Regions from separate parts of the Mus musculus genome. Here regions 1, 2, 3, 5 and 6 are each linked to region 4. Evidence: chromatin loops called from intact Hi-C (ENCODE). Cell type or tissue: heart. All regions are shown on one strand. Region 1 has its middle 33 kb from the start of Ints13. Region 2 overlaps Stk38l (serine/threonine kinase 38 like). Region 3 holds the start of Itpr2 (inositol 1,4,5-triphosphate receptor 2). Region 4 overlaps Itpr2 (inositol 1,4,5-triphosphate receptor 2). Region 5 overlaps Ints13 (integrator complex subunit 13). Region 6 holds the start of Ints13 (integrator complex subunit 13).

What was found. Hi-C counts contacts between places; a loop is a spot of excess contacts. Peaks named below come from ENCODE experiments on the same cell type or tissue, not always from the same donor. Only the 100,000 strongest peaks of a DNase experiment are listed, where the experiment ranks them.
Region 1: it touches region 4 in a loop (3.0-fold over the local background); 6 of 42 quality-filtered maps call a loop at or near these places.
Region 2: a loop joins it to region 4, with 2.2 times the contacts of the local background. A loop is called at or near these places in 9 of 42 quality-filtered maps.
Region 3: it touches region 4 in a loop (3-fold over the local background); 10 of 42 quality-filtered maps call a loop at or near these places.
Region 5: a loop joins it to region 4, with 2.4 times the contacts of the local background. A loop is called at or near these places in 6 of 42 quality-filtered maps.
Region 6: it touches region 4 in a loop (2.1-fold over the local background); 6 of 42 quality-filtered maps call a loop at or near these places.

Annotation. Positions count from the first base shown.
Region 1 is chr6:146,541,892-146,546,891 of GRCm38, forward strand. No RefSeq gene overlaps it. Among named protein-coding and RNA genes, the nearest start is that of Ints13, 33 kb to the right of the region's middle. In heart, CTCF peaks have their summits at 2,918 (motif pointing right) and 4,357 (motif pointing left); a DNase peak (open chromatin) is centred at 3,840.
Region 2 is chr6:146,759,656-146,764,655 of GRCm38, forward strand. It overlaps Stk38l (serine/threonine kinase 38 like), which reads left to right. Exons shown (of 14, transcript NM_172734.3): 3 at 466-517. Among named protein-coding and RNA genes, the nearest start is that of Stk38l, 37 kb to the left of the region's middle. In heart, CTCF peaks have their summits at 1,080 (motif pointing right) and 2,856 (motif pointing left); no DNase peak of the experiment used is centred here.
Region 3 is chr6:146,500,158-146,505,157 of GRCm38, forward strand. Itpr2 (inositol 1,4,5-triphosphate receptor 2) reads right to left here and starts at 2,066. Exons shown (of 57, transcript NM_019923.4): 1 at 1,630-2,066. The coding sequence starts at 1,721. In heart, CTCF peaks have their summits at 2,182 and 2,382; DNase peaks (open chromatin) are centred at 784, 1,234, 1,434 and 2,054; H3K4me3 peaks cover 3,067 bases; H3K27ac peaks cover 2,052 bases.
Region 4 is chr6:146,407,048-146,412,047 of GRCm38, forward strand. The region is part of intron 9 of Itpr2 (inositol 1,4,5-triphosphate receptor 2); the gene reads right to left. Among named protein-coding and RNA genes, the nearest start is that of Itpr2, 93 kb to the right of the region's middle. In heart, CTCF peaks have their summits at 3,013 (motif pointing right) and 3,216; DNase peaks (open chromatin) are centred at 3,044 and 3,544; H3K4me3 peaks cover 656 bases; H3K27ac peaks cover 566 bases.
Region 5 is chr6:146,549,880-146,554,879 of GRCm38, forward strand. It overlaps Ints13 (integrator complex subunit 13), which reads right to left. Exons shown (of 18, transcript NM_138757.2): 13 at 4,613-4,767; 14 at 4,105-4,335; 15 at 2,493-2,632; 16 at 760-895; 17 at 208-285; 18 at 1-106. The coding sequence ends at 67. Among named protein-coding and RNA genes, the nearest start is that of Ints13, 25 kb to the right of the region's middle. In heart, no CTCF peak of the experiment used is centred here; no DNase peak of the experiment used is centred here.
Region 6 is chr6:146,575,491-146,580,490 of GRCm38, forward strand. Ints13 (integrator complex subunit 13) reads right to left here and starts at 2,345. Exons shown (of 18, transcript NM_138757.2): 1 at 1,811-2,345; 2 at 735-970. The coding sequence starts at 959. It overlaps Fgfr1op2 (FGFR1 oncogene partner 2), which reads left to right and starts at 2,421. Exons shown (of 7, transcript NM_026218.2): 1 at 2,421-2,718. In heart, a CTCF peak has its summit at 2,068 (motif pointing right); DNase peaks (open chromatin) are centred at 2,021, 2,351 and 2,731; H3K4me3 peaks cover 3,710 bases; H3K27ac peaks cover 2,514 bases.

The DNA.
Region 1 (5,000 bases), 130 kb after region 4:
TGGGTGGGAGATATAGAACAGGGAAGGCCAAGCAAAGGCAAGGGCAGAAGGAAGGGAGGATTCTACAGCGATGTGAGGGATGGATGGAGGCATGAAGAGAAAGACAGGAAAGAGCATGAGAGAAGAGCAGAAGGGAAGGCAGAGGGGAGAGAAAGGGACAGAAAAACTTGCTGAAAGACCACATGACAAGGAATTCACAAAGTATGTTATATCGATTAATATTGAAAAGATCACTGCAAGGTCAGTCCATTCCCTTTTTACTTGAAGAAACTGAGGCTCAGATCAATTAATGTACAATCTAACCAGTCTAGCAGATTGGTTTTATGTCTCTTACTCCAAAGTCTGACACTTTGTGTAGCATAGTGTCCTACCTTTCAGTTTAAAGTAAATCCCTGGACTTAGATCAGAACTCGGGTACTCTTTTGTACATCTGGGAATTTTAGCTCCCAGACTGAACCTCAGTTTCCACTACAAACTAAGGACACTAACACTCTTTCCCCCCTCTTTGGTGGTGCAAGAAGCATGGAACATAGCACATCATCTACAGGATCACGCACATAAAGGGTTGCTGATTAAACAGAAGCCCTGGCTGTGCTGGGGTTTGTTTTTGTTTATCGTTTTGTTTTGAGACACAGTCTCATTATGTAGCTCTGGCTGTCCTGGAACCCACTATGTAGACCAGGCTGGTCTCAAACTCATAAAGAGAACCGCCTGTCTCTGCCTCCTCAGTGCTGGGATTAAAGCCATTTGCTATTTACACCCAGTAGTGCTGTTGCTCTTATCTTCAGCATTAGGGCTAGACAGAGTTCACAGACAAGGTCCACCAACTACCTGAAACCCCTCAGAGAGGCTGCCAAGGTACCTGGTGTTCCAGAGTGTCTCTCTGGTACAAAGGCTGGCAGACCACTTCCAGTGGATCCTTTAGTGAGTGAGGGTGATAGTTCTCCAGTGTTGACTGAGAAGCAATGCCTGCCATTGCTTCACCAGGGCATTCTCCATGATCCACTGTCTCTGGAATACTGCTTCTGCATACTACATGACTTGCAGTAGCAAGGTTATTCTGTACATTGTGCCTAAACTGTGGGATATAAAATGGAAAGCTGGAGAGTACTTTAAAATTCCCAAAGAGGCCCCAAAGAAGTGAGTGAAGGGGCTAATGTATCTTCAGTGGAGCCAAACGAAAGGAGCACAAGATCAAGTCAGATTTTTCTGTCTTCCTTACCTCTACAGGTCATCAAATGCCCAAATAAGGGTATATTAGCTCCTACAGTATTTGCTACCTCAGAGTCATGCCCTACCCAGCTTATAAATTTAAATACTTTAGTGCAAGAGTCTATAAAGATTTCAGGGCCACTGCATACAACAGTACTACAGAATCCATTAAAGTCTTTGACAACAAACCTGCAAGCCTTTAGTGTTCCTAAGCCCATTCCTCTCATGGTATTAACTGCTACATTCATAGATTCCTCCTTCTCCCAGGGCAGAGGCTCTATAGTATTAATGTTGCTGGGAAACCGCGAGTCTAAGATTTTGAACAGGAGCCCTATCACCTGAGCCCACAAAAAACACAGGAATGTCCTGCTTTACTGAGACTTGTATCAGAACCAATAGGCAAGCATGGTATTTCTCCTATTACCTGGCACTCTCATTCCCCTGCAGGTGCACTCACACAGGATGTCTTCCTTCAGTGGCCTGTTCTTCCAGTCCACTTAGAAAGGTCTGTAGTCATCCAATTGGTTCCTAACACTTTCAGCATCACCAAGAGAATCACTGTTATTTTCTTCCTATTGGCCAGAGTTCTTCCAACTAGCTTCATGAAGCCAGATAAATCAGCATTGTTATGGGCATAAACACACATCTGAAATGTCTTAAGTACCTCAACAGATTTATTAACTATCTACAAAGACAACTCTACCTGCAGGCATGAGCACACACAGTATCTATATGGATTAGTACATCTGACCTAACTACTGTTAGAAACTGTTCGTCTCACCAAAACCATCTTAGATAAAAGCTCATGAGAGTCAACTAAATGTGTTCTGAGAAGACCTCAGTGTTTACGGCTACATGATGTGCCTGTGCCATCCCAGTTATCCAAATTCACATATTCATTTATATTACCTGAACGAATGGGCTCAGTCTAGCCAGTATTCTACTGAAACATGGTCTTCTTAAAAGCTGAGGACTATTTCTGACTTTACCAATAGACAAGTGATGACTGTAGTTTTCTCTTTGCCGTATTTCCTCTCTGCATACATTATTCAAACCTACCACAAACTGACACACCTAGGTTTCAAATAGACTATGCACTATTTAGCTCATGCTACTCTGAAAGTAACTTAGAAAGACACAAATCATGTGTTACACCTGACAGACGACGAGTATGAAAAACACTTGCTATGATTATTGCAGAGGAGGCGGCAGAAAGAGTAAAAGAGCAAGAGAAAAAGGAGTCTGCTGAGAGGTTGTGTGTCAGAAGCTACCTTCATAAAGCCTCGCCAGTATGTTTGCCTAAATATAAGCTGAACAAGGACAGCCATAGATATGATAAAGTGGATGACGGAAAGCTCAGTGATGTAAATCCTATATAAAGAACTACAGGCTATGCTGAGATCAGGAGAAATAGTCTCCCCCAAAGACGAGCACACCAATCGTTATCCAATACCTAGTGCTCAGCCATGAAAACACAAATGACATTATTCAGACTGAACAGGTTCTATTTATATATTTAGGAATACACACACACACACACACACAGAGGGTAACACACAAATTAAAGATGTCACGCATCAGAAAAAGCAAACAGAGTTATATGGGAGGGCTTTAGGAAAGGGGGAAATGATGTAATTATCATCTCAAGAGACATTTTTTAAAGATTTATTATGTATATAGTGTTTTGTACTGCATGTATACCCACATGCCATAAGGGGGCACCAGATATCATTATAGACAGTCATGAGCCACCATGTAGTTCCTGGGAATTGAACTCAGGACCCCTGGAAAAGCAGTCAGCATTCTTAACCTCTGAGCCATGTCTCCAGCCCCTGAAAAAAAATTTATATGAGTGTACACACAACACACACATTACCACTTAAAATATTTAACTACCACTGAAGTTAAGTCCACTTTGTATTTTGTCCATCTAATGGTCTACTACATAAACAGGCAGCACTGTGACTAAGAAAGCAGAGTGCTTTTCACACAGAGACTGAGAGCAGGACCAGAAGCCACAGTGGACTGCCATGGAGCAAGGGAACAACCAGGAAAGGTGTCCAGCCTTCTCCCCTTTCCCACATGCCAGAACCAGAGAAGAGAAGCAGTAGAGACCATCCACCCCAGCAACACATGGAATATGGAATACAAACCAACAGGATCTAAGAATACTTTTCAAATCAGTGCCTGACTGTTGTATAAATCAGTGCTGCTCCTAACCTTGGTCAACGTAGCTTCTTTTTGCAGTGAGCAGCAGTCAATGCATAGTCATAACTGGTCAAAGTACTGCGAATAAGGGACTGTTAGGTAATCAGCCTAAAATGGAACAGCAGTATCAGCACTGCTAATATTCAGGGAACAGAATTGAAAAGGGGTGTAGGCAGAAAGGGAGGAGTATGGTGGAATATAAATATAGTCTGCTGTAATCATCATAGCACTCAGGAACTTCCTGATAACCCCGCCCCCCCAAACACACACACACACACACACACACACACACACACACACACACACACACACACAGGATCCTGTCAGTTAACATTCCATTCCAGCACGGATAGGTCAGGGCTTGAGGCTTGAGGCAATACTCCTACTTGAGAGGCTATCAGCACTTGACAGGTGCTGGGGGAGACAGTCATTTTTCTTCAGGGCTGTAAGTTCTGCCCAAGCTCCACTGGATGCCCACAGCTATGTGCTTGCACGGAGCACTAACTGGAAAAGGAGGATGTGAAGTTAGAAAGGGAGGCATATGAAGCTATCAAATAGAAAATACTATTTATAATCTTCTAAAACAAAAGGTTGGAGAGATGGCTCAGCGGTTAAGACTACTACCTGCTCTTGCAGAGGACTTGGGTTTGGTTCTTGGCACCCACATAACAGTTCACAATCATCTGTAACTCTAGTTCCAGGGAACCTGATATTCCTTCAGGCACCAGGCATGCACAGTACAGCACATATACATGAGGCAACCACTCATATACACTAAAAATAAATACATTTTAAAAATTCATTATCAGGGCTGGAGAGACGGCTCGGCGATTAAGGGCACTGACTGCTCTTCCCAAGGTCCTGAATTTCATTCCCAGCAATCACATGGTGGCTCACAACCATCTGTAATGGAATCTGATGCCCTCTTCTGGTATCTCTGAAGACAGCTACAGTGTATTCATATACATTAAATAAATAAAGTACAATTCATTCTCAACAGTGAGAGTGTGAGGCTCAAAACTAGTTTATAGATTATCTCAGTGTATTGATTGTAAAGACAAAATGAAATGTGCACTTAGCACAGCACCTACCATGTCTCATTCAAAGCAATCCGCTGTCATCTGTTCATCTCTGTGGCAATTCCCTAAAATTTCTCTCAAAGTGAAGACTATCTGTATGCAAACTGCCACTAATTCGAATTTGGGGAGGAGGGTCTGTTTGCAATGTTAGAGTGCTATCATCTGGATGCATTACAGAATCTTCAGAAATATTATTTAGAAAAGATAGAGTTGGCCTTTCCGTAAACTGTTTTAAGTAAAAAGAGAGTCTAGATTGTGTCTGCATAGTGCTGAAACCTAGATCTATCACTTGGGTAAGCAATCTGGTTTCCTGCAGATGGAAAGGTTGATGAAATCATTAGAAACCTCTTTCATACTGAGAACCTGCACCGTGAACCAACGCAGTCAGGCCGAAGCACCCAGTTCTTTCAAACTTCAGTCTTAGATAAGGTTTCTATTGTGACAAAACATCATGACCAAAAGCAAGATGGGGAGAAAAGGATTTATTTCAGCTTACATTTC
Region 2 (5,000 bases), 350 kb after region 4:
GTTCCACAGTCCTCATTTCCATCTGCAGCCCCATCAGAAATGCTTAGCCTAACTAACTCAGTGTTAAGGAAAAAAGACCAAGGAGCCAAACTTGGCTCTTGCTAGAAAAGCAAATGTTATGATCGATGGTTATTTCTACATGTATATGACTTTTCAGTTTCCAAAGAATTTTAATAATTACATACACTTGACACCAGGGTCCTTACTGAGTTGGGAGGTTGAGCTTAAGACTCAAACAAAGTCATCTTGTGCTGGGAGAGAAAGCAGTGAAGTTGGTCAGCAAAGAATGCTAAATTCTAGTGTCTCTGAGAAGGAATACTGATCATAGTAAAGAGTCGAATCTTGGTCCAGTTTGAAAGATTTCCTTAGCATAGCATGCCCAGTGGTTGCCTTCAATAAATAACTTATATCTTAAATGGAAATAGAAATGTATTTTAAAAGTCTAATTATTTTTTCTTTGGAAAGGCAGAAGAAGTTAGAAGTGGCTATGGAAGAAGAAGGATTGGCAGATGAGGAGGTAATGTAACCAACGATACTAAACGGAAGTGTCCCAGTGAGTTCCCTTATCAGTGTTAGCTGATGTGTGGGTTGGCTATGGTTGGCTTTTCCATCTGAGTATGGCTTCTTACTGTATTGCTGTCATAGGCACCTTAGGAAATGGCCTTGGCCCTCAAGAACATACAGTTGCTGAACACCATCCACAGCATTATGGGAGATGGGAAAGGGTCCAGTGCTGGACACCATCCATCCATCCACACTACTCTGGACGAGCAGGACAGGGTCCAGTGCTGGACACCATCCATCCATCCACGCTACTCTGGACGAGCAGGACAGGGTCAGGTGGTGGGCACTATCCATTGATTCCTTCTTCTCACATTTATTTCTGAATATTTTAAAACTGTTTACTCTCTAATTAAGGTTCCCTTGTACCTCACTGATGAATGACTGTCTTGAAATGGTTTCTTCCTTATGCTGCCCAGTTTTTCTGCACTCTGAAAACAAGTCTGGTGTATCTCCTGCATGTATTGTTTTTGGTGAGATGTACCCTGCTCCCTGAAGTCTAGGGTGTTCATTGAATGCTTGCTTCCCAGTTGGTGGCGCTGTTTGGGAAGGCTCTGGAGATGTGGTCTTGCTGAGAAAGTTTGTTACTAGAGATGGGCTGTGAGAGTTTAAAGACTTCAGCATTTCACGTTTGCTCTTTGCTTCCTGCTTATGGCTCAAACTGTCCTCTGCTTGCTGCTTCTCTTGCCACACCTTTCCCATCATCGTGGACTGACCTCTGGAACTGAAAGCCCTAGTGCACTCTTTCACAAGTTGCCTTGGCTATGGTGTTTATCACAGTAGAAAAGTAGCTAAGGACTGCAATGCAGGCTTCCTTCCCAGTGGCTGTTTCTCTCTAGCCTTAGCTCCTGGCACCCCATCCAACCGTGGCCAGTACTGAGTTGCTGTGATTTTTCCCTGCTTATTGATGGCCCCTTTCACATGCTATTTCTGCCATTTGAAACTTTCTCCTCTGAACTCCAGTGATTCTTCAAGGAGCTTAGGTCTTACTTCACTGGGAAATCCTAATTGCTTAGCTACTCGTCCTACATTCTATACTAACAGTGTTTCTGTCCTTGTGATAGCCTTTAAATAAAGGGCATCTTCCCAGAGACTAGAAGCTGTGTGTGTTAATCAGTTTCACATCCTGGAGCAGACGAAGGGCTTTTGCAGGGGGCACACACATGCACGAAAACTTGTATACGTTACAGGGGCTGCTAGTATAGTTCAGGATAGAGTTCTTGCATAGCCCTGGTTTGAGTTCCAGCAGCCACCACCCAGTAAGTCAAAAATGTGTAAACATTACAGAATATAGCAAACTTTGAAAATACATAGACTCTTTCCCAATACAGGAGCTCAGAAAAGACTTATGGGAGTTGTAGCAATTGCTTTGAATCGTTCTTGATGGAAAGAAGTTACTTCATAAACAGCACTGTAGTCAGCAATAGTGGCCATGCATGCTTAAGTGGCAAGGGAAGCTGAAGGCATGGAAAGCTAGCGTCAGGTCAGTTACTAAAAAGAGCTTTATTTTCCAGATGAGAATGAGTTATAACCTAGGCTTACTGACTGTTCAGTGGTCAGAAAGGAGCTTGAAGACGCTGACCAAGTGAGTTAATCTGCCCTGCAGCTAGCTGCCTTAGCTGTGTGCCATCCGTCTAGCTGGGCTCTTAGGAAGGCAAACACACACTTAAAGTTACTGTTTATATATAAATTTAATGCATATCTTAAAGCCCCATCTTGTTAAATTTTATTGTGAGGCAGTAATTTAAGGGCTTCATCCTAGCTCATAGAGAAAGGTGAGCAGATCTTTCCTTATTTGTCTCACTAATATTAAAACTTTTTTTCTAGCTAGTAATAATGGTGCTGATGCAGAAGTCTTTTTTGTTTTGTGTTGTTTGTGTTGTCCTGGAACTCACTGTTAGAAATGTTAAACACAGGATCTTGAAGTCTAGGGAAAGGTACCAAAACAGATGTCCATGCCGAGCACAGTGGAGACTCCATTGAAAGATAGCATGCACTGTATAAAGGACCAGGTCTCAGGGGAAAAAAGGAAAGGAAAGAAAAAGGAGGATGAAGAAACAGGTTTTTTAATGTTTGTTCCTCACTTTATGTTAATGAAGACCTGCCTATTTGTTAGCTATCAAGAGCTCAGGATTACCCATGTCAGGTGACAGGTTAGCCCAGTGTGGCTAGGTTCCTGTTGTGCAAGAAGATCTGGAAGCCTGGACTTTTATATAAATTGGCTTACTTTTAAAATTATTGCCAAGTGATGAGAAGGTTTCTTGGGAGTCAGGAACTGTCTGGGAAGGCCTGGCTTTGTAGTGCCCCCTGGTGGGCATTAGTGATTTTTTTTTCTTTTTTTCTTTTTTTTTTTTTCCTCGAGACAGGGTTTCTCTGTGTAGCTCTGGCTGTCCTGGAACTCACTCTGTAGACCAGGCTGGCCTTGAACTCAGAAATACGCCTGCCTCTGCCTCCCAAGTGCTGGAATTAATGGCGTGCGCCACCACCACCCGGCTTTTTTCTTAATTCTTGTAAATAGCTTGTAGAAAATGTTAACTCATTTTGCTTCTAAAAATCAACAGCTCATAATGTCTGTTTTTAAACATCCCTTTTTTTTTTTTCTGTAGAGGTACTTTAAAGTGCCTGTGTTTATTGTTAGGCCCTGTGCTAGGGCCTTGAAGATGTTGTGGAGAAGAGAACAAATTCTCTCAACCTTGATGTTGAAACTATCAGTATAAGGGATTGGAATTTCTTAAAAACAAAACAAAAAAACTTTAAGATTTCTTAAACAATGTGAATGTGGAGTGCATGTGGCACCCATAGGACAGCCTGGGGTGTCAGTCCTTAACAGTACTGTCTGCTGTCTACTGTGTACTGTGAAATAGTTCATGAGTGAGCTGTGAAACCATTAAATTGTGACCATTTACAACAAAACAGTGGCCAAGACGAAGTTGTTAGTGTTAATATCTCAGAACTTTGAAATACCCTTTCTGTTTTAAAAACACCTTGGCATCTTGCAGATTGAGACTCTTACCCATTTGAAAAGGAATGGAGTCTGTAATCTTGGCACTAGGGAGTGAGAGATAAAAGATTCTCAGTTTCAGAATGAGACTGATTCAAAACATGGGGAGAATATATATTAATTAACAAGAATCATCAAAAATGGATGTTTATTAATGGAAAACTGAAATGAGTGATTTAAGCTGCAGAAGAGAGCCATGAAGCAGCAGGAGGGAAGGGGGGAACACAGAGACCTTGGCTTTTAGTACACACTGAGCAGATGCAGCAAGGGCTCTTCATGGGCTTTAAAACGCCGATGTTGCTTCATTTACCCCCAGACTGCAATACTGACTGAAGGGCTAAAGTCACTGAGTAGGTTTTCCTGAGGCCAGTGGTTTAATGCACACTGTGGTTTCCCTTTTGTTGTTGAGGGGCTATGCTCTGGTAGACAGGAGCACCTATCAGATACTCAGTGACTAATTTTTGTTGTTGTTTTGGTTTTTGGTAGACTCTTGTCTAGACTGTAAGCACATTTTATGAAACTGGACAGCCAGGTCTCTTCTGTTTAGATGAGACAGGTTTCTGTAGCTAAACAGAACTGTGCTGTTCTGTAACCATGAAAAAGGAAAAATTTTAAACCATCTTTCACATTCTTATGTTCATCTATCACATGTAATTAAATTAAAACAAGCTCTTGTATTACCATGAGAGACACAGTGCTAGAGTACCACCAAGTAGCTTCTAAAGAGAACTCCAGTTCAGGAACTTAAAGCCAGCTCTTTGTCAGAACTGCCACCCCCAAGCACAGAACAACTGGTGGTGGGTTCCTGTAAGAGAAGAATACACGGACCACATTGTGCTGTGAGGCCCACCTTTGCCTTTATAATGATATAGATGTGATTTCAGCTGTATTAAACTATTTAAAGGTAAAGTTTTCCCAACTCCAAGATAAGTGCAGTTTACTTTTTAAACTAGCATGTAACTGCTAGATATGGGTAGTTTTGATAAAGCATTGTTTGCTGTATTCTTCATTTCCTTTATTGTGTTGTTGCTACCCAGACACATGCATGCACATGAGTGTGTGTGTGCGTGCGTGCGTGCGTGCGTGCGTGCGTGCGTGCATGCGTGCGTGCGTGCGTGCGTGCGTGCGTGCCAGCCACATAAATGAAATTGTGGGCTAGAGAGATAGTTCAGCAGTTAAGCACACTGGCTGCTCTTGGAGAGGGCTCAAGTTAATTCATAACACTTATATAGCAGCTTAAAACCATTGTAACTTGACATTATAACAGACATTGATGTAGACAAAATACCCAGATGCATAAAATATATTTAAAATAAAATGTTTTAATGTACTTTCAGTGAGCTGTGTGAATTCCTGACATAATTTCTTGCTTGCCGCTTCCTCTGTTACATGTGTTAGAATTCTGTTTTAATGATACCCAGACTTCTAATTAGACACC
Region 3 (5,000 bases), 93 kb after region 4:
TATTATTGAAAGCAGAACAGGACACACTTGGCGGGGCGTCTGAGGCAGGAGTAGAGTCCTGGCTTTGGACACAAATACCCTCTGTTCCTTGAGTCGGTCACTTCTCTTGGTCCCCATCTCCTGGTCCCAACGATGCCTACTGTGGAGCTGACCTCCTCAGCCCTTCCAGTGTTTGCTTTGTACGCTATCCACATTCGACCTTGCAAGTGACCCTTGAACTCTTGCCTGGTCTGGGTGGTGATAATTACTGCATCAGCTAATTAACTTATGAATGTAGTCATTACGGCTTTGCCGTGGTAAGCACTTTGCCTCTCTTACCTCTTTCCTCCCCACACCCCTATGCAGAAACCACTGTGAGTTCCATTTTTAAACTCAGGAGATGTAGCCCAGATAGATTTCATAACCTGCCCAGGGTCATAAGGTTTGCAAACCAAAGGGTGGGGATCCCAGCACAAACCTTCTGTTTCTAGAGCCCCTCCTTTTAGCTGCTAAATGGTGACACCTTTCATGCCTACCAAGTTTGACAGGATTCATCAATGAAGCACTATCCTGGACCCAGACTAGACTTGGACTGTGAATTCTTTCAGAAACAACTGGATCAAGCAGAAACACTTGGACTAAGTACTTCTTTCACACTTCAATCTCAGGAGCAAATAACATGGAAAAGATATTCAATTAAACCTTCCTTCCCACAATCTGTGGGGAAATGAACAAAGAACAGGAACTGTGGAGCCACTGGTGTCCTCCAGAGAAGGCACTGGGCACGCAACACAGTCACAGAAAGGCTCTCTCCCTCACAGCCCGGGGGACAGGACTCCAATACCTAACAGCTGAGAGCAGTCACCAGCCTCAATCTCCTCAGATAAGACAGTCTGAGGCAAGTCCTGTGAAGTAACCAAAAACTACCTGTGCACTAAAATATATCATAGAGTGCAATTAACTGTTCACCAGCGCGAACACCATGAAGGAATTTTCTAGAAACCAGAAATGGTCCTAACCTAACTAACACGCTGCTTTTCTGTATGATATACATCAGTATTTCCCCAGTTCATATACAAACTCGAATCACAAGGGCCTTGCAGTAGGCTGAACTCCTTTCACTGGGCGAAGGGGATGGACAGGGAGAGAGAATAGCTGAGTTCTAGAACCCTGGCTGCCCAGGAGGCCAGTTTTGGCAAAGCCTGAGGAGTGAGTCCTCCTTTGGCAAGGCCAAAAGGAAATTACTTCAGCGAAGAGGGGCTGGTAATCTCCTCCAGCAGGACAAAGCCACATTTGCGCGGTGCACATCGCCTACTTTCATGGCCAAAGCCTGGGACTTCAACCCACCCTTCTTTCCAGCCGCGCGCTGAGAACGGGCCATAGGGAAGATGAGGAGAAAACACACATTTTAATCAAAACAAGGCAGGGAAGGCAGGCTCGCAGGGCCTGTCTGGGGCGTGCGAACCACTTCCTCTTCTCGGATGTGTCTCGGGTTGGAGATTATGAAGTTGCTGAGAAGCGCTCGCGGCTTCCTGCGCGCTGAGACCTAGGGGACCCGGGGCTGTCCCAGGCGCAGACCCCAGACAAGCCGCGCGCCAGAGGGACAGGGACCCGAGTTGGCTGGCGCTGCTCAAAGCACGTCCTGCTTACCCCAGGGTGCTGATGAAGCCATTGACCGAGCCCTCCGCGTACAGGGACACGATGTCCCCAATGTAGAGGAAGCTGGACATTTTGTCAGACATGCTGCTTCACGCTCCTGTGGCTGTCCCTGCTGTCTCCGCTGCACGCAAGGGTGAGCTCAGGCCCGCTGGGTCAGAGGGGTCCAAGCAGCTCTGCTCGAGGAGCGGCAGCGAGGCCACCGCTGGGGACACTGCGATGGCCCCGCGCCGCCGTCGCCGCCCCTGCCCAGCAGTAGGTTTCCTGTTCCTGGCGAAGTTCTGTCCTACACCTTCGCTCCTCCTCCCTGGCCCGCGAGCCCTCTGCGTCCCCACAGTTCGCTCCCGGCCTGAGCGGAGCCTCTAGGTCCCCTTGGGGGACTCTTTAGACCAGGTGGCGGTGCCCACGGACCGAGAGGGCGGGGAGAAGCCCCGGGGAGGGGGGCGCGTGGCCAATCAAGCCTGGGCGGCCAGGGGCGGAGCGGGGCCGGGGCGGGGCCAGTTCTCGGGGGACGGGCCACCCCGAAGCGGCCAGGACAGAGGCGTGGGAGCCACGCTGGGCGGCGCTGCGGGGGTAACGGGGACTCAGCCGGGGGCATTGGTTCTGGCTCAGGGTGATCTTGGAGGGGCAGCCCCGAGACCAGCAGCGACAGTCTGGAGTGACTCCGGGAGGGGAGGGAAGACGACCCCAAGGACCCAGGAGAGACCCAGGACTTTCCAGATGCGGGCTGGGAAGGGGTGCAGTGCAGCCAGCGTAGACAGGACGACCCGGAGCGCGCAGAGACAATCCCTATTTGCAAAAGGCAAGGGACTTAGAGGGGTTTGGAGGAAAACTGCCGACACGAGGGTTCAGATGGAACCGGCCTTGAGGGACGCCGACTGGAAGAGGGCGCAGAGCAACCACGCTGCTTGGAACTTGGCGCGCCGGTGACAGTCCAGCTGAGAGTAGGAGCCCGCAGGCGATGGGGGTGGGAGGGGGTGGGAGTAGGGTGGGTGAAACGCTGTGGTGTTCGCACCACCACGCAGAGGCCTGGAGAATCCTGACCGTAAAAGCTGGAGTCTGAGTGGATGTATGTTTTGAGTGGAAAAGTTAATTGAGAGGGAGGAAAGGGTTGAAGAAGACACAAATGAAGAGAAGAGGAAAGGAGGAAACACTCCTGTGGAGCTGTTCTTGGATCCTGTTTTTCTTAAGTTCATGACTGGATAAAAGGATCCAGCAGCTGCAGCTGCTATGGTGACCACCCTGGTGACCGTCAGTGGGTGGGTCAGCGATGGCAGTGAGGGCTCACAAGTGAGGGTAACTGGGTTCCATCTCCAGGAACCGGTGACAGCCTTTGTAACCCCCCCCCCACACACACACACACAAGGTTATAATAAATAAAACTGGAGGCAGGACATGAGTGGGAGCAACCCCTCTGTTGTGTGTCAGTCCACCTCTAGAGTACTGTTTTAGAAATGTTTGGTCCTACCCTGTGGAAGATACTGAAGAGGCGAATGCCGTGATCAAACCACAGCTGACCAAAATCAGAGTTTAGGGGAGTTTTGCCTTCCAATTCAAAGATGCCTGGGATGGAAAGGTTTTAGACAGCAAGGAACAGAAAGGAAATGCCAGTCTCGAGTCTTGGTGTGGGACAAACCCCACCTTGTGTAGAAGCAGTGTATTCTCATTTCCAATGCCTCTCTTCCTTTTCCTCTCCCTCCCACCAACTGAGCCACATCACCAGCCCACAGATCTGGTGACTTAGTAGGTGAGAGGTGCCCATTAGGAGTTGTCCTGTCTACGTTCATATTGGTGTTGGGAAACAAGGGATGGGCTCTGAGTTATAAAATCTCTAGGTGAAACAAGATGGGTCTGGGATGGAGGCATCTGCTATCCAGAGCATTGGAAGTTGTGTTCTGAGATGGCCCAATGGATGCTCAACAATTGCTGGCCTAAACCTGGAAGGTTTTCTTATACAAAGTCAGGCCAACAGGAACAAAATGGGTGTGTGACTGTTTCTCCTGACAAACAGATAACGTGCCAAGCTGGGTTCCCAAGTTCTGGCTTCTTGTGAGACCAGCCTCAACCCAGAGTAGGGCCCCCTAAAACCAAGAGTCCCAGGACAGGAGTCCAGTTACCTAGGGTAAGACGCCATCATCCCGAGGTACCTCTCAATACCTTCCCTTGCCTGGGGCTGCTTCTCTGACTCTTACATGCCTGGATGCTTTTTCTCCTGCAGCTCTTAATCTGATCTCTCTGCTTCTCCATCATGGTGACTCTCCTCCTTCTTCTTCCCATTCTCCTTTGCCCAGGAAATCTAAAAGTCCCGCCTCTGTCTCCCTGCCCAGCTGTTGGCCGCTGGCAGCTCTTTCTTTCACCAATCAAAGCCAACTGGGGGCAGGAACCTTCAGTCTCTTACAGGTATACATACCGGTTCCTGTGTATTAAATTTGTATTAATTACAAGTAGCATTAGAACCAACCCCAACAGGTCTGAGCTGAGGGTTGTCATCACTCTGGAAGAGGACAGTGCATTAGTAAGTTTTCTCGTTGCAGTGATGAAACACCTGGGAAAAGCAACTTAAAGAGAGAAGGTTTGCTTTCCCTTGGGGTTTGAAGGAAGGCATGGCGGCAGGAACCCAGGGCAGCTGTTACATCTACTGTAAGGAAACAGACAAATGAGCTCAGGTATCTGTCCTGTTCACCCCCCCCCCTTTATTCAGCCTGAGACCCCCGTCCCATAGAATAGAGTCACATTTAGAATGGGTCTTCCCTCCACAGTTAATCATCTCTGAAAACACCCACACATGCCCAGGGGTGTGCCTCCTAGGCAACTCCAAATGTAGTCAAGTTGACAATGAAGATTCACCCACCACATGGGTAGATAAGGGCAGGGCCCAGGACACGGGGTTCAAGCAAACCTTGACAAAGGCAAAGGCCTCACTGAGGAATTACCTGTTCTTTGTTGTTGTTTTAATAATCTCAAATTTGTGAAAGACTTTTTCAAAATAATACAGTGCATTCATCAATATTTATAATTTATCACAAGTTTTATGGCTGTCTTCACACACACTACACACTCAAACATATACACACTCACACACATACACACGCTCACATACACTCACACACAAACACACACACTCACACATACATACATACACACACTACACATACATGCACACACTCATACACATATTCACACACACACACATCTTCAGGATCTTTTGATGTAGATAGCAAATATCATGACGATTTACCTGTCATTACTGCGAGTCTCTCATGCAGTATTAAGGAACAAAATTCAAGTGTCTAAGAAATTTGATACTGGTATAAACTTTTATCTAAGCTGTCTTTATTCCAGTGTGGCCAGTTGTCCATCCCAGG
Region 4 (5,000 bases):
TAACAGAAATGTAACCAATGCAAAGTTAGCCAGACTGTATCTAAAGCTGTATCAAAGGGTTACATTTGATGAATTAGAATACTTAGTTCCAGGTAATAGTAAATCCAAGCTCAGAGCCATGGCTCACACATAAGCAGGATGTAAACAGAAACGAGAATCCACCCAACCAAGCCCAACACAAAACAGCTTCTGCCCTTGGCGGTGCTGCCCATGTTCTACCACAGACCATGCCACACTCTAAACCCTATCAAGAGCACCCAGGCCTTTTATTTTAAAGCTTCGGGCCTTGGGAAAAGTCATCCAGTCCCAGAGAACTGGGAGTCCTTGTCTACAAAATGAGGGGGAAACTCTATGATGGAGCCCCCAGTCTGTGAAGCCTATGGCTGAGCCCAAAACTATGGAAATGCATAACTGAGTCCCAAGTCTTTGAAGTCTGACTGAGCCCCAGATCTGTGGACATGTGAGACTGAGCCACAAGCCTATGGAGACCCATGATGTCCACAGGTCTGTGTGGGTAAAAGTCACACATCCCTGTCTTTGTCTGCTTGCCAGTCATCTCCATCAGTCAGCAAAGCACAAACTAATAATGTTAAAAAGGGAGGGAGGAAAAAAGATGACATGGGCCGTCACTGTGGGCCTGACTGGGTTTACAATCAGAGAGGTTTACTGAGGAGGGAAGACAGTCCTGAATGGAGCAACAACATCTCACAGACTGAAGAGCTCCAGGCTGAATAAAAAGACAAACTGAGATCGGCACCAGCATCCATCTGGCTCTGCTCCTCGGGGTGACTGCCTCAGAGCCCTGCCACCTTGTCGTCCCCACCAAGATGGCCCATAGCCTGCAACTGTAGCAAAATAAGCCATTTCTTCTTCTGTTGCTGTTGATAGTATTGTGTCATGGCTGTGAGAAAAGTTACTACTAGAGAGAAAGAAAAACACCCAAATAAACTTACAGCCACATGCATTCACAGACATTAGCTGTAAACAATAAATTATGCACACCTCAAAGTCTACTACTTTGTCTCTTCCCCAAATATAGTAACAGCCGTAGTTATCAAAGTAATTAGTGAATGATGCATAAAGAAGAATGTTGCTAAAGAAGGAAGAAAAAGTTGTGCTAAGGCAGTTCCTGGATATTTTAGGACTTTAAAGGAAAATATTTCATGATGCTAAAAAACTGAATTGTCAGGGCCCCCAATGGAGGAGCTAGAGAAAGTATCCAAGGAGCTAAAGAGATCTGCAACCCTATCGGAGGAACAACATTATGAACTAACCAGTACCCCGGAGCTCTTGACTCTAGCTGCATATGTATCAAAAGATGACCTAGTCGGCCATCACTGGAAAGAGAGGCCCATTGGTCAGGCAAACGTTATATGCCCCAGTACAGGGGAATGCCAGGGCCAAAAAATGGGAATGGGTGGGTAGAGGAGTGGGGGGGGGGGGGGCTTTTGGGATAGCATTGGAAATGTAATTGAAGAAAATACAAGAAAAAAAAGAAAAAAAAAGAAAAAAACTGAATTGTAAGTCAGGCATGGTGGAGAGAGAGAGAGAACTTTTGTAATAAACACTAACAGAGCATCTTTAAGGAGAAAACTTTGTGGCCTGTGCTATTTTAGGCAAGACTCCTATCCCTGGCCACCAACCCTGTGACCTCAGAAGGAAAATAAGACATAAATAAGGTCAGCTATACTACAAAGCAGAATTTGACCAGAGCTAGGAGAAAGAAATGAATAATTTGTAAATAACATAGGTCACAGGAGGGATGGAGTGATCTGTGATGAGCTAATTTATATAAGAATTATTCCTGAAGGCTGGAGAGATGGCTTAGTGGTTAAGAACATTGACTGCTCTTCCAGAGGTCCTGAGTTCAGTTCCCAGCAACCACATGGGGGCTCAAACCATCTGTAATGGGATCTGATGACCTCTTCTGGTGTGTCTGAAAACAGTGACATACATACAGTACAGTATACTCATATGCATAAAATTAAAAAAAATAATTATTCCTGGTGTTCAAGGAAACCATTAAAGGGCAGGTTGAATTTTAATCAGGAGATAAGGGAGAGAGATCACCACAAGTAAGAGAAGTAGGACTAATTTGAGTTTGCAGAACCTCTTGTGTGATGTTTCTTTAAAAATGCTTTTGAGAGTTCATTCATTTAACTTCACAATTCCCCTTCTGAGAAATGTTCTTAATCCTTAATTCTTCACAGATGAGATGTGGGCTACTGACGGGAATGTCACACAGAGCCATGTGTGACAGGTCTGAGGAATGCAAGCCACACCCCAAGAGACTGCAACATCTCCTCTCCTGCCTCCAGCAAACAGAAAGGTGTGAGCCAAAACAGAACGACTCCACAGATAGGCTCTTATGCTGAAGGAAAGATTTCCCGGGACCTCAGAGGCTTTTAAGCTAAAGGGAAGATCATGCCGCACGAAAGAGGCTGTTAAATGAATGATGTTTACATCAGTCTTATATGTTTACAGTCATCAGCATCTAAGTGTAGAAACTGCCATGGAAAGATATGCTTATCTTGATTCCCAAGTTGTGATGCCTATAACCGGGGAGGAGAGGTGTCACTGTGGGGAAATGACCCGAGTTCTAAGAATATTTCATGCATTTATAAGACCGTGAGATAGCCAAGATCAAATTCAGGGTCCACAAGGTGGAGAGAGTGGATGAGAGAATGTAGTGGTTACTGGCAATATCGACAGGTAGCCTTCATCAAAACACACAATTAAAGTGCAGTGTGCAGAAGAGAAAGTCAGGTCGCCACAAGAGTCTCGCTAACTGTACCGAGTCAGATGCAGGATGCCAGCAGTCTTACACTCACACAACAGAAGGAAACAGACTGAAATCACAGAAGCCCATGATTCACGCTCATAGTCTTGCTTTCTAGTCCTTTGGGGGTGGGGGTGAAGGTGGGGGCACAAGTGGGTTCCTGAATGCAGGTGCAGTACTTGTAGAGACCAGAAGAGGGCACCAGACCCTTTGGCAACCTGAGCGAGGAGCGCCAACCACACTGCAGGTCCCAGGGATAGCCGTCATCTGCTTAAGCAATCTCCCAGCTGAGCCATTTCCCTAGCTAGCTGCTGTTGTTTTGCTTTTGGGGTTTTGTTTTAGTTGGTGTTTGTTTCTTTTCTTTTTATTTATTTTTTTTCTAGAAAGTGTCTTCTATGTGGGCCTCAGACTCAACTTTACAGCTGCTGCTGCTGCAGACAATCCTGGCCTCCTGCCTCCTCACTCTCAGAGCATGGGACGCCAAGACTGTCCTCTTCCAGCACTTTAGTGGTTTTTTTTATTAACTGTTCCTAGGAGTATTGGAGTTAGGAAGTAGGGGTTTAGTGCCATCTAGTGGACGCTTGACCTAGTTACAAACAAATAAGCGAGCCCATTTTCTTCACTGGGGTGTGTGTGTGTGTGTGTGTGTGTGTGTGTGTGTGGTGTACATCACTCACTTCTTTTTTTAATTGACACTGTATTTCACTGGCTTAGAGCCCTCCTGATGGGCTAGGCTGGCTGGCCACAGAGCCTGTCTCCATTTACCCAATGGTAGGATTACAAGCACAGGCCCCCACGCCTGGCCCTTCTCAGGTAAGTCCCGAATGGCAAGAACCCCGTGCTTTCAAGGCAAGCAGCTTATTCACTGAGCTCTCCCCAACTCCCAAGTAAGCTACTCTAGAAGGAAATATGACAGCCAGGTGTGGCGGCACGCACTTGGAAGGTGAGGCAGGAGTATCAGGAGTTCAAAGCCAGTCTCTGAAAAATAGCAAGTTCGAGTCCAAACAAAATGAGACCCTGGCTTGCCAAGCCAAAGGCCATGTGAAATCTTTAACAAAATTATTTTACATTCTTTGCTTTGTCTTGCTTTGGAAAGAAATACCAAGTTGTTGCTTTAGTGACTGAGCTCCACAGTGTGGAAATGTCTGAAGCAGTGAATGGGGAGCAGAGATGCCCGAGTGTTGCCCTTCCCACGGGGCAGGATTGGTTCCAAGGCTGTGTTAGCCGTTCCTCAGATGACGTTGTTTTCTCTCCCACAGGCACGGTCCCGAACTTAAGGTCTCTAAGTCACAGCGTCTGCACAGTTGTACAGTCCGCATCTGCCACCTTCACCTTGACTGACTAACTCATGTGTCCCAAGGAAGTGACATTACAGAGAGACAGGTGACAAGTCTGCAATCACATAAAGTCCAAATGTCTGAATTACCCGTCCTGTAATTAAATGCTTATTTCTACATTTCAACCCTGGTTTTCTGGCCCTCTATGTTTCTGGAAAGTTAATCTGCATCTTCTAACACTGTGTGGCGAGTCTCCTCATGCTGAGGAAGGGCATCTTTTAACCTCGGCTACTCATGGTCTTGCAGAATAAAACCCACGTGTATCCTCCAGTGCTGTCCTAAGCGTTGATGCTTTCTACATTCACCATAATGTAGAGCCTGGTCTTCAGTGGCTTACAACTGTGCATGCTCGGTGTACAATCGCTTGCTGAAGCCCCACTGCGCATGCTCGGTGTACAAGCGCTTGCAGAAGCCCCACTGCGCATGCTCGGTGCACAATCGCTTGCTGAAGCCCCACAGGAAGTGCTCTGCTTGCCTTGGACTCTGTTTCTACAACAATCATAAGCTCATCGTGTTCTTCTGAATGACTTAACTTCATAGCTGAATGCTGGTTTAACGGGTTGTGCCTGGGAACTGTGATCATAACACTGTAGGGTTTCTTTCTCTTTTCTGTTCTTAGTTTAAAGTTGCCTTCTTTAAATTTACTGGTTTTAGCATGTGCACTGATGCATGATGGAAGCCATCAAACGGTAAGAGCCCGCAGCTCAGTGGTGTGTTACATGGTTCCCATGGGGACCGCAGGAACCTGAGGACAGTAACCACACCTTAACACCTGTGCCCCCAGCACCAAACCAGGTCAGCGCTTCCACATAGTAGGCATTCAGTAAGTGACCTCGAAATTTCAGATTAGTGAGGATCAAGGCTTCTTGGCCTCTGTGTTTTGG
Region 5 (5,000 bases), 140 kb after region 4:
ACTTATATCAAATTCTGCCCAAAATATTTTTCACAATATTCTAAATTTGGTTTCTCAAGTCACTCTTCACTGGCGGCTGGCTTTCCCATTTTCTGTTGTCTCCATCCTGAAAAATTTAGAAGAAGGAAAGTGAGACGGTGATAAAATATTTAGTAGCAATTTAGTAGTAGTTTTATCTACTTTTACCCATTGGAACTAAAATCTAACCTATTCACAACAGGAGAACGTGGGCACTTTAAGAAAGGGATTGCAGTTCGGGGTCCTCCAGTCAGTCCAACCTCCTCACTGTGCACACGAGAGAAAGGTGAGCCTGTAAACATCAGGGCGCTTCCCTAAGGTCCCCTCCCTATCCCTCACCCTTCTCCAAGAGAAGAAAACAGAAGAAAACGGAAGTCTCCTCCATTTAGTCAAAGATTTCTACAAAAGGAATGCCTTTAACAGTGTACTATAGGAATATATCTTCTTAAAACAACCGATTAAAATAATCATGTCTGAAATTTATTCTAAATCTTTAACATTACATAGATTCAGTGTGTGGTTTTTATCCCCCTGAAAATATAATGCACACAGCTTCATAATTACAATCAATAAACTGGGCCTTTGTGAGCGCCAAGGGTCTAACAGGTTAATATCTTTCTCCTTAGAGGCAATATAAGTATTAAATCATAAGAGTAGTACAAAACTGCTGACCAAAAGCAAGCAGTTTCATTACAGGACTACACAATCAACAAAGCAGTTTCCACAGGAAATTACACAAACCCATTTTCCTCCTTAAGGTGTTGATACAGCTCTGCTCTGTTATTGACAGAGTTCAAACGCCCAGCAAACTCCTGGTGCTTTCTGGAATTGGCAGTGTTTATTCTGTTACTCCACAAGGATAATAAGGACACTGGCCCTGGTGTTAGAGCAGAAAGAAGAGAAAAAAAGCAGAAAAATTACTACTTCAAATTTTAGAAATGTAATAAATTTAACCCTCACTTCTGTTGTTCATTTTATACTCTTCAGGCACTGTACCATGCCAAGAAAGTTGAACAGATTTCCACCAAATCCACAGGACACACTTAGGAAAAACAGCCTTAAAGGCAGTGTAGGTAGACATCAGGTACACAACTGGCTTTGGGGGGGACAGAAGGTGGGAAGTCTTTTCCAAAGTAGATGAAATGGGTTAAAGAATGCTGTTGATCAGAAAACACACAAAGAGTTAGCTTGTAAAACAGAATGAAAGACATGAAGGTGAGAGGGACACCTAAGGGAAGAGGGAAACAAGAATTGGGGATGGGTATGATTCAAATGCACGTATGAGATCGCAAAGAGTAAAAAAATAAATAAAATCTTTGAAGTATAACTAAATTTCTCATTCTAATCCATAGTGGTACATTCAGCATGTGAGATGTGTAATTATCTCAGTAAACACCAATTTAAACCCTATTATTTCTAACTCTAGCAAAGACCTGAGAGGCAGGCACCAAACCACCTCAAGGTGACCCCTGCTTCCCCAAATGCAAGGACATTAGTGGCTTGAAGAATGAGTATGTCCCAGTGCACTGACTAAGGAGTGACTAGCCTGCATGCTCAGAGGATGACCAGCCAATAACACTGGGCTGCCCTGTTCTTGATGGCTAGGAGACACAGGCATCAGATAGTCTGATGATTTTCCATATACTCTAAGAGGACTGAACCCAGGATACCTTCACAGACACTCAGGCCCAGAATGACATCAGGAACCCAAGTCTAAGTCCCATCATTTAGACCTAGAATTACATGAAGAAATTTAATTTTCTCAGCCTATAAATAATATTAAAGGTTTTAAACAATATCTTCACTTAAGCTTGGTCATATGTTACTACTAAATGAGTAAATATGATTACATTCTTCCCTGGGTACCAAGAGTTGGGTGGAGAGAAGAACAAGTATTTCTCTCTTTTTCACACATAGGATCTAAATGTTATATGTATGCACATGCACATGTGAAAGTGGAAGAGAGGTTTTCATGTGTACGCACATGCATATGTAAGAGTGGGAGGGGTATGAAGGGATTATTGAAGGAGAGTGGGGCAGAAGAGCATCTCACGTGGAGGGGAACTATGAGCAACAAACCATGATGTACTGAATAAATATGTCACAAGAAAACCAATTATTTTGTTCATTAATCGAAATGAATAATGATAAAGGGGCTTGGGGACAGTCTGTCCTCCATAAGCCAGCACTTGGCAGTTCTGGGAACATAAGCAGATTTAAGCTTCTAATTTACAAATTCTTAAAGTATAGATTTTATATAAAGTATTTTATTTTTCAAAGCTTTTATTGATAGAAGCATACTGCTACTATTTTTTTTTTAAATGTTAAAAACATCTTCACTTCCAAGGATGTAAACAACATCTCCAGGCATCCAGGCGTCAGTAGCTCTTTCTCACAGATACAATGTGAAGTAACACTGCCCAGAAACATGTGCTTAGCTAAACTGCCCAGGCCACTCCCAAGGTTGTCCTCACCTTTAGACTTTTCCATGTGTGGTGTCTCATCCGTTTCAACAAGGGGCTTTTTGTTTGGAGGTTCTGGAGAATCAGGTGAGTCCTTTATGACCTCTGCTTCAGCCAACTCTTCTTTCCCTCGTTCTAAAATCCCTTTCAATCTGGAAGAGGAACAAGTAATGAAGCAGAGTTTAGTTTATAAGTCTATAAGTGGCCCAGTAACTACACTACTGTGTGTATCAGTTTTTATAAAACATACTTGATCTCACAAAAGAATCTAAAAATCATATAAATTAGTTTAATGAGTTCTTCACAATTTTATTTCCCTTTATAGTAGTAACAGTTCAGGAATTAGTCCAATGTAAAAGTTAAAACCAAACCAAGGAAACTTAAGTTAGTAGTTAAAAGGTTAGAAACAATGTAATTATGAACAAGACATTTCACAAGACCCACATTTTAAAAATGAAGGAAAAAAAAATCTATGACAAATTACAAATAAAATTAGTCCTTACTGTCTAGTGTGGTGCGGTCTGTGTGACAAGGTATGCTCTCAGGTGTTCTTACTCGCAAGCCTCATCACTCTAAAGCTTTTTCTTGAGACGGTCTCAGTGTGTAGCTCTGGCTAGCCTGAAACTCTCTATATAGACTAGGCTAACCTAGAACTCAGATCAACCAAAGTGCTTCTACCTAAGCGCTAAGATGAAAAAGCCCTACTCTAAGCTTTTATTAGGCTTCCTTAGTAAGAGGAATACTTCTCATATATGCACAAGGCCATACACTGGAGGTCAGCTGGAGCTGAAGTAAAGTGTACTGTTTAAACTGCTGAGAAGTAAAGTGCTCTACCTGTCTAGAAATGATGAGGACTTCAAGAACTACTGTCAACACATTCCTACAGACCTACAGTGAAGATGGTAGACATGGAAACATGTATGTATGAGCAGAGGTCTTCCATGAATTAGTAACTGTGAAGGCAGAGGCTATTTGCCACTACAATAAATCTAGCTGTCTTGTCTGATCTGTGCAAGGACATAGGAGTTGATATATTAAGATACTTGTTAAATAAGGGTACAGGCAATTCATGTACAATGGCATGTGTGTGAAGGTCAGAGGACACCATGCAGGAGTCAGTTCTCTCCTAGACCATGTTGGTCCCAGGAATCCAACTCAGATACTCAAGTGTGGCTTCAAGGGGAAACAGTGTGCTGATTAGGAATGATGTCAAAATTAGGATTGCATGCTAGTCCGTTCCAAAGGGCAACCTGAACCTAATTCGTATAAGATAGCGTTTTCCACACTGTGCTGTGATCACTGAAGTATGACCTATCTCTAAAATAAGGCAGGGTGTTCTTTCAGGATGACATCTTGTGATGAATGCCTGGCCAGTGACTCACTAAACATAAAATTATGTTTGTGAATTTTATAATATTCAAAGTATATACTGGTATCAAACACCATAATGATAACCAGAATTAGTTAGCAAAAAATTAACACAATTTTGTCATAACAATAAAAGTTCATACCATTTTAAGGCACAGAAGGATGGGGTGACTAAGAGTACAGTTAGCGTGGACAAGCACATACTGAATGAAGTGAATGTGTGACAGGCCAAGGTGGGTGCTAGGGGACAAGTCACCTGTCTGCATCCGGCCGGGCCTTTTCCGTGCCGTGCTCCTTCCCTGCTTGTTCCGACTTGTCTTCCCTGTCCTCCCTCTTCCTCCCTCGCTTCTTCCGCTCTTCTTCTTCTGGGGGTTTGCTCCTACATGCCATTAGACACTCCAATACTCTCTGATGCTTCTCAGAGTTGCTGATATGGGCTCTGACGAGAGTCTCTAGTTCATTCCACATGATCCGGTACTGTTCATCTCTGGAGTAAACATCAAAAGCACACTCAGAAATGGTCCTGGTTATAATAAATATTAGGCACTTGCTATGGTAAAAGAAACAGAAATGGAGATGTATTTTTTTCTTTTTACTCCATACTTAATAGTGGAACTCCAAGTTACACTGTAGCAATGCCTACTATGTCCCCATCATATGGTACATACACCTCCTCAGATAATTTACACACAGAAGAATTATCTTACAGAGTAATGCCTGTTAAATAAACAGGATGTGTGAAGGTGTAAAGAAAACAGCACTACCTTTTAGGTCCCTTTCCTCTGGTACCGACTGTAGAAACAGGAAGAGGGTCATTCTTCCTTTCCATATCAACTAAGTTGTATATGGTCTTCTGACAGTTTAACACATCCTCTTCTGTCAAAGACTCTTTCACAATGACACCAGCTAATGGAACTACCTGTTAGGTTAAAAAAAAGAGAGAGAGAGAAAGAAAGAAAGAAAGAAAAAGAAAAAAAGAAAAGGAAGAACTTGGTTTAAAGCTGATATTAAAGATGGCCACATAGAGGGGAACACCATAACTGCTGCTTCTGTTCTCAGTCACTAATTCTTCAGCCACAACAACCTCATGCTTCCTATCTTGCTTGAGAAATGGCACCAATTACAAATTTAAAAATTTACTTTCTAAAAATG
Region 6 (5,000 bases), 170 kb after region 4:
ACCACAACAAAACAAAATCCGATCAGGTAAGATGATAAGGACCTTGGCCAAGCAAAAAAATCTCATCTGCTAGGTTCCAGCTTAGGCTTCTGCAAGTAAGATCGAACACATGCCATCTACTTGCAAATAACCCTGAAACATCTAAGATACTCAAACCTAAAGGTAACTTTAATATTTGGAATTTCTATCAAATGTCAATGTTTCCTCTTACTGATGAAAACAAAAGAAAAGAAAAACAAAACACCAGCAACAACAACAACAAAAACTTAGTTTTTTGGAGTTGGGGAAATGGTTCACATCTTTAATCCCAGCACTTGAGAGAAAGGTGGACTTCTGTGAGTCCAAGGCCAACTTGGTCTACAAAGTGAGATCCAGGACAGCCAGGGCTACAAAATAACCTCAACATTCCCAATTGTTCTCAAAGTTCAGTGCCTGTTCCATGCTTACAACATACTTTATATATGGCCTAACATGTATAGATAGTACATACTTCACTGGACTGTTGGAGAGGCCAGTAGGTATACAGTACTTTGGGATACACCTGGATCTTGTAAGTGCTCAGCGCCATCATTACTGCTGTCTGCAACTAAATACCAACACTGCACTAATCATAAAGGGCAGCTCTACATACATTTGAACTATACAGTTATAAATCTACAGTAAATTCACATAATAATTATAGACACAGTTAATTAAGTACATCATCCCATCACAATTGTGTTCATAACACTCACCAGCTTTTTGAAAGGAAATATGTCATACATTATTCTACAATATTCCATGGAAGATTCTACTGAGCAAGTCCACAAGGATTTGGAGATGGGAGCCAAAGGGATGATGCCTTGGGTCCTGTTCTTCACCAGCATATCAAACTCCACATGCTGCCTACAGGATTCTGCCATGTATGGGCAGTGATCCACAACAAACACTGTTTTATGAGATTCAGAAAAAATCTTCATTTTGTTTTAACCTGTAAAAGGATAAACAAACTAGTCAAAACGATGACACATAACATTTATCATAAATGATTTCTCACTTAAGTGTGTTTTCAAGATTTGATACGGATCCTAAGTTCTGAGAATTTTGTGCAAAAAAGGCCAAAGTAATGGTGCCAGTTCAAAGAATATGCCACATCATACCATGCAGTCTATCTACCAAATGAAGTTAGTTCATACTTCTTTTTTTCTTTTACAAAGCACTTAAAATAGAAGAAAACATCTGTGCACATTGTATTTGATTCTTATGCCTACAAATCACAGATCTAATTCCTCAAATGTATTTATGGTGATCCTTGTTAGGGGCTAAGGGAAATCAACAGGAAAAGACTGACAGCAAAAGTACAACCCAAAATAGACACACATCTCCTACGGTAACTGCATATTGCGTCTTTCTATGGCTTCAAACTCATCCTCTCCCTCCACTTGCAATACACTACAGTAATTCACCACGTAGACCACAACAAGCAGATGCTATCCCATGCTGGCGAAGAGAAAACACTTCTAAAACTTTTTCTTATAAACACAGAACATGTGGTGCACTGCCCTGCTTCGCTCCTAAAATTTTACAGACCAAAAAAAAAAAAATTTTTTTTTTAAACCTACATTCTAAAGCACCTGGGAAACAGCAAGTGTTCAAGGTAACAAACCACCTTAGGGTCCCGCTATTACCTCCTGCTGCTCTGGAACGCACCGCCCCTCCCCGCCAAAGTCCCTGTCTGCAAACCTTCTGCACACACCTGACTGCAAGGGGGGTGGGGGGCGGCGAACGAGGTGAGTGGATGGGGAAGACCTCGGCATCGAGGTTCGCTTACTTTCGTGCCTGGTCCTGCAGTGAATGAACGGAGGCTGAGAGAGAAGGCGGACGAGGGTGGGTGGGGAGTCGGCGCACAGTCGGTCTGGTACAACCCGCAGAAGACTGACTGCCCGGCTCATCTCCCAACACTCCGGCTGCTTAAACGCAGGGGCGCGCGCATGCGCGTGCAAGCACAAGAGCGCACTCGGACTCGCGCGTGCGCACGGCGCTCTCGCACAGCCCCGCCATCTTCCCTTCTCCTTAGAAGCCACCAGAGGCCGAACCGGAAGAGGGCGGAGCAAGTGAGGGGAAAAAAAAAGCCTTTAACATTTGTTCCCAATCAACCGTAGGGAAGAACGGTCAGGACGACCCGAGAGATCCCCCCACAAAGTACTAAGCCACGGCCGGGACAAGCCAGCCTCGGCTCTGGACAGGCAGAGCCTACCCACCCAACCTCCCCTCTCCGCCTCCAGTCCGGGCCGGTAGCCCCTCGGAAAACACGCGAGAGTGTGCGAGCGGCAGAGCAAAACCTTGAGAGGGGGGCGAGGAGAGAAGCCCCGCCCCCTCCCCGTTCTCCAATCAACGGCCAGCCGTTTACCGGGGGTGGGGCCTTCGGGAACCAGCAGAGGGAAGTCTCGCGAGGCTTGTCGCTCAGCGGCTGCGGGTCGCGGAGGTTCTGGTCCGCCCGGGATGGGGCCGAGACGAGTGGGTTTCCCGTACGTCCCGCCGCTGTGTGAGCAGGACTGTGCGTCCGCTCGCTGAGCAGGCGCAGCGAGGGCGCGGAGACCACTCCGTGGGCACTCCACCTCGCGGGTGGTCGTCGCCCCAGGGGGACTGAAGCGCAGTGGAATAACTACACGCGTGGGCGAGCCTCTGAGCCGGGCTTCCTCTCTCCGTGCTCTCCCTGAGGTCCTGCCGGGAACTGAGGTACGGAAAGTTCCCTGAAAACCCTGGGCCTGCACGCCGCGGGACACCCCTTCCGGGTTCCCCTTCCTGCCACTCGGGAGCTCCGTGGGCGGTGGCCTGAGGGACTTGTCACTGTTGAGTTTACCTCAGCACACTTGACCGCGTTTGCGCCTGGGACTTAGCCACGGTCCTGAGGGAGCTGCTGGGATCGTTTGAGTCCCTCAGCGGCCTTCCAAATTCGGTTTCAAGTTGAAAAACTGGTTTTCTCCAGACAAATGTTTCAGAAGCTCCAAGTGTGTGCATTCCACCATTTTCAAGAACAGTGCAGTTCTCTGCTTTCAGAGTGATGTGTGTGGACAGGATGCTTATTGGTGTGTGTGGTCTGCACGCATTCTTTCTTTATCCCATTCTAAGGTTTTCTTTGAAAGACACATGCTTTTTATATTGCTACCAGCATCTGTGTCTGCTCCTCAAGAGTGAGGACTCTCTTTTCTTCCCGTCCTCCTTTCCAGAACACGGACCTCAGAACTGCCTACGTTCTGTATTCCACTCACACTGCACCAGGTTTTTTTGCTTCTTTCACTGTGACTGTTACAGTTGCCCTTCCTCCACCCCAAACCGGTGTCCCCGCCTCAGCCTTCCATACTTACTGTGACATGTATTCGCCTGAAACTTTTTCAAGTTCTAATTTAAGCATATCGATTCATCAGGGTTTTTTACCATCCTATCTCATCATATTTTACCTTTTCAGTGTCATCTTATTGCCACCCCTAATTCCTTTCCAAACACTGTGCCATGTGAGTCCATATAGTCTGCTAGAATGCTTGCTTTTCCTTCTGTCTTATCATCTATCAAAACCCAATTCATAGATGATTCTTTTTAGACTCCCTCCGGTGACATTGACAGTACAATGAACTCGGATAGCTCTTGACATAGTTTTGCAGTATTCATTAGGATGTATTATTTGTTCAATTACCTGTCTCTCCTGCCAGCTTGAACTTGAGTCTGGAATCATGTCTTATTCATGTTTAAAACAAATGCTATCTCAGTGTTGGCACAGAGCAAGCAATATATATATATATATATATATACACATACACGCACATATATATATTTATTTATAATGTCATTCTAAAGAATTTGATATAAAAATTCTGTCTCTTAGAAGTCAGAATATTAGAACCTAAAGGAACTTTTTTTAGGGTAAAAGCCTTTACTTACCTGCTTTGAACATGAGCAGTCATGTACTCCTAACACTTATGTAATTGTACTTTTGTTGTTAGTGGTTGGAGATTGTATATAATATCAAAAGCACATGCATGCACACACCCTATGTATTCAAATGACTCTATGTTAGTATCATGTTTGACAACTAGGATTTTATGTGATGCAAATGTTTTTGATAGTGCTCAGCATAAGAAAAATTTTACCGACTCTTGGCCATATGTTAGAAATAACTGGTTTGGGTTAGGTTAGTCCTTTTTTGGATTGTTAATTTGAACACACACACAGCATAGCCACGATTTTAAGGAGCATATAAATTGGTCTTCATTCAATGTGCTCTTTCTCTCAAATTGTGTTCCTTTCAACTTTAAGAACTGCTTTTCAGCCAGGCGGTGGTGGCACATGCCTTTAATCCCAGCACTTGGGAGACAGAGGCAGGTAGATTTCTGGGTTCGAGGACAGCCTGGTCTACAGAGTGAGTTCCAGGACAGCCAGGGCTACACAGAGAAACCCTGTCTCAAAAAACAAAAACAAAACAAAACACAAACAAAAAAAGAACTGCTTTTCTTCCTCAAGCTCCAAGTACATTAATTTTCAGGAAGAATAGAAACTTTCTGTAATTTCAAATAGTTTATATGTCTTTACAAGATACTCATTTTTATGTGTTCTTTATATACATTCTTTATGTTTGTTTATGAGTTGTTGTTGGAATCTGTACGTAGACTTGACTGTCCTAGAACTCACTTGATAGACCAGGCTGGCCTTAAGTTCACAGATAATCACCTGGCTCTGCCTCCCTAGTGCTGAGATTAAAAGTATGTACCACCATATTTGACTATATACATTCTTGATCTCTTAAAGTATTTCTCTGAATGACTTGAAACACATTTTTATTTTGCTATTTTCATGTGCCAGTTAATATATTACCTTTGTATTTACAAACACTAGAGGTACCCACCCGAGCAGTAACAATTTAAACTCCTGACATTTAAAAATACAGCTGTCATATGTCACCATTTTTTTTAAATCTCCAGAAATTGGGTAATTAGTAGATTTGTTTATGAAAGAAACAAGAGTTA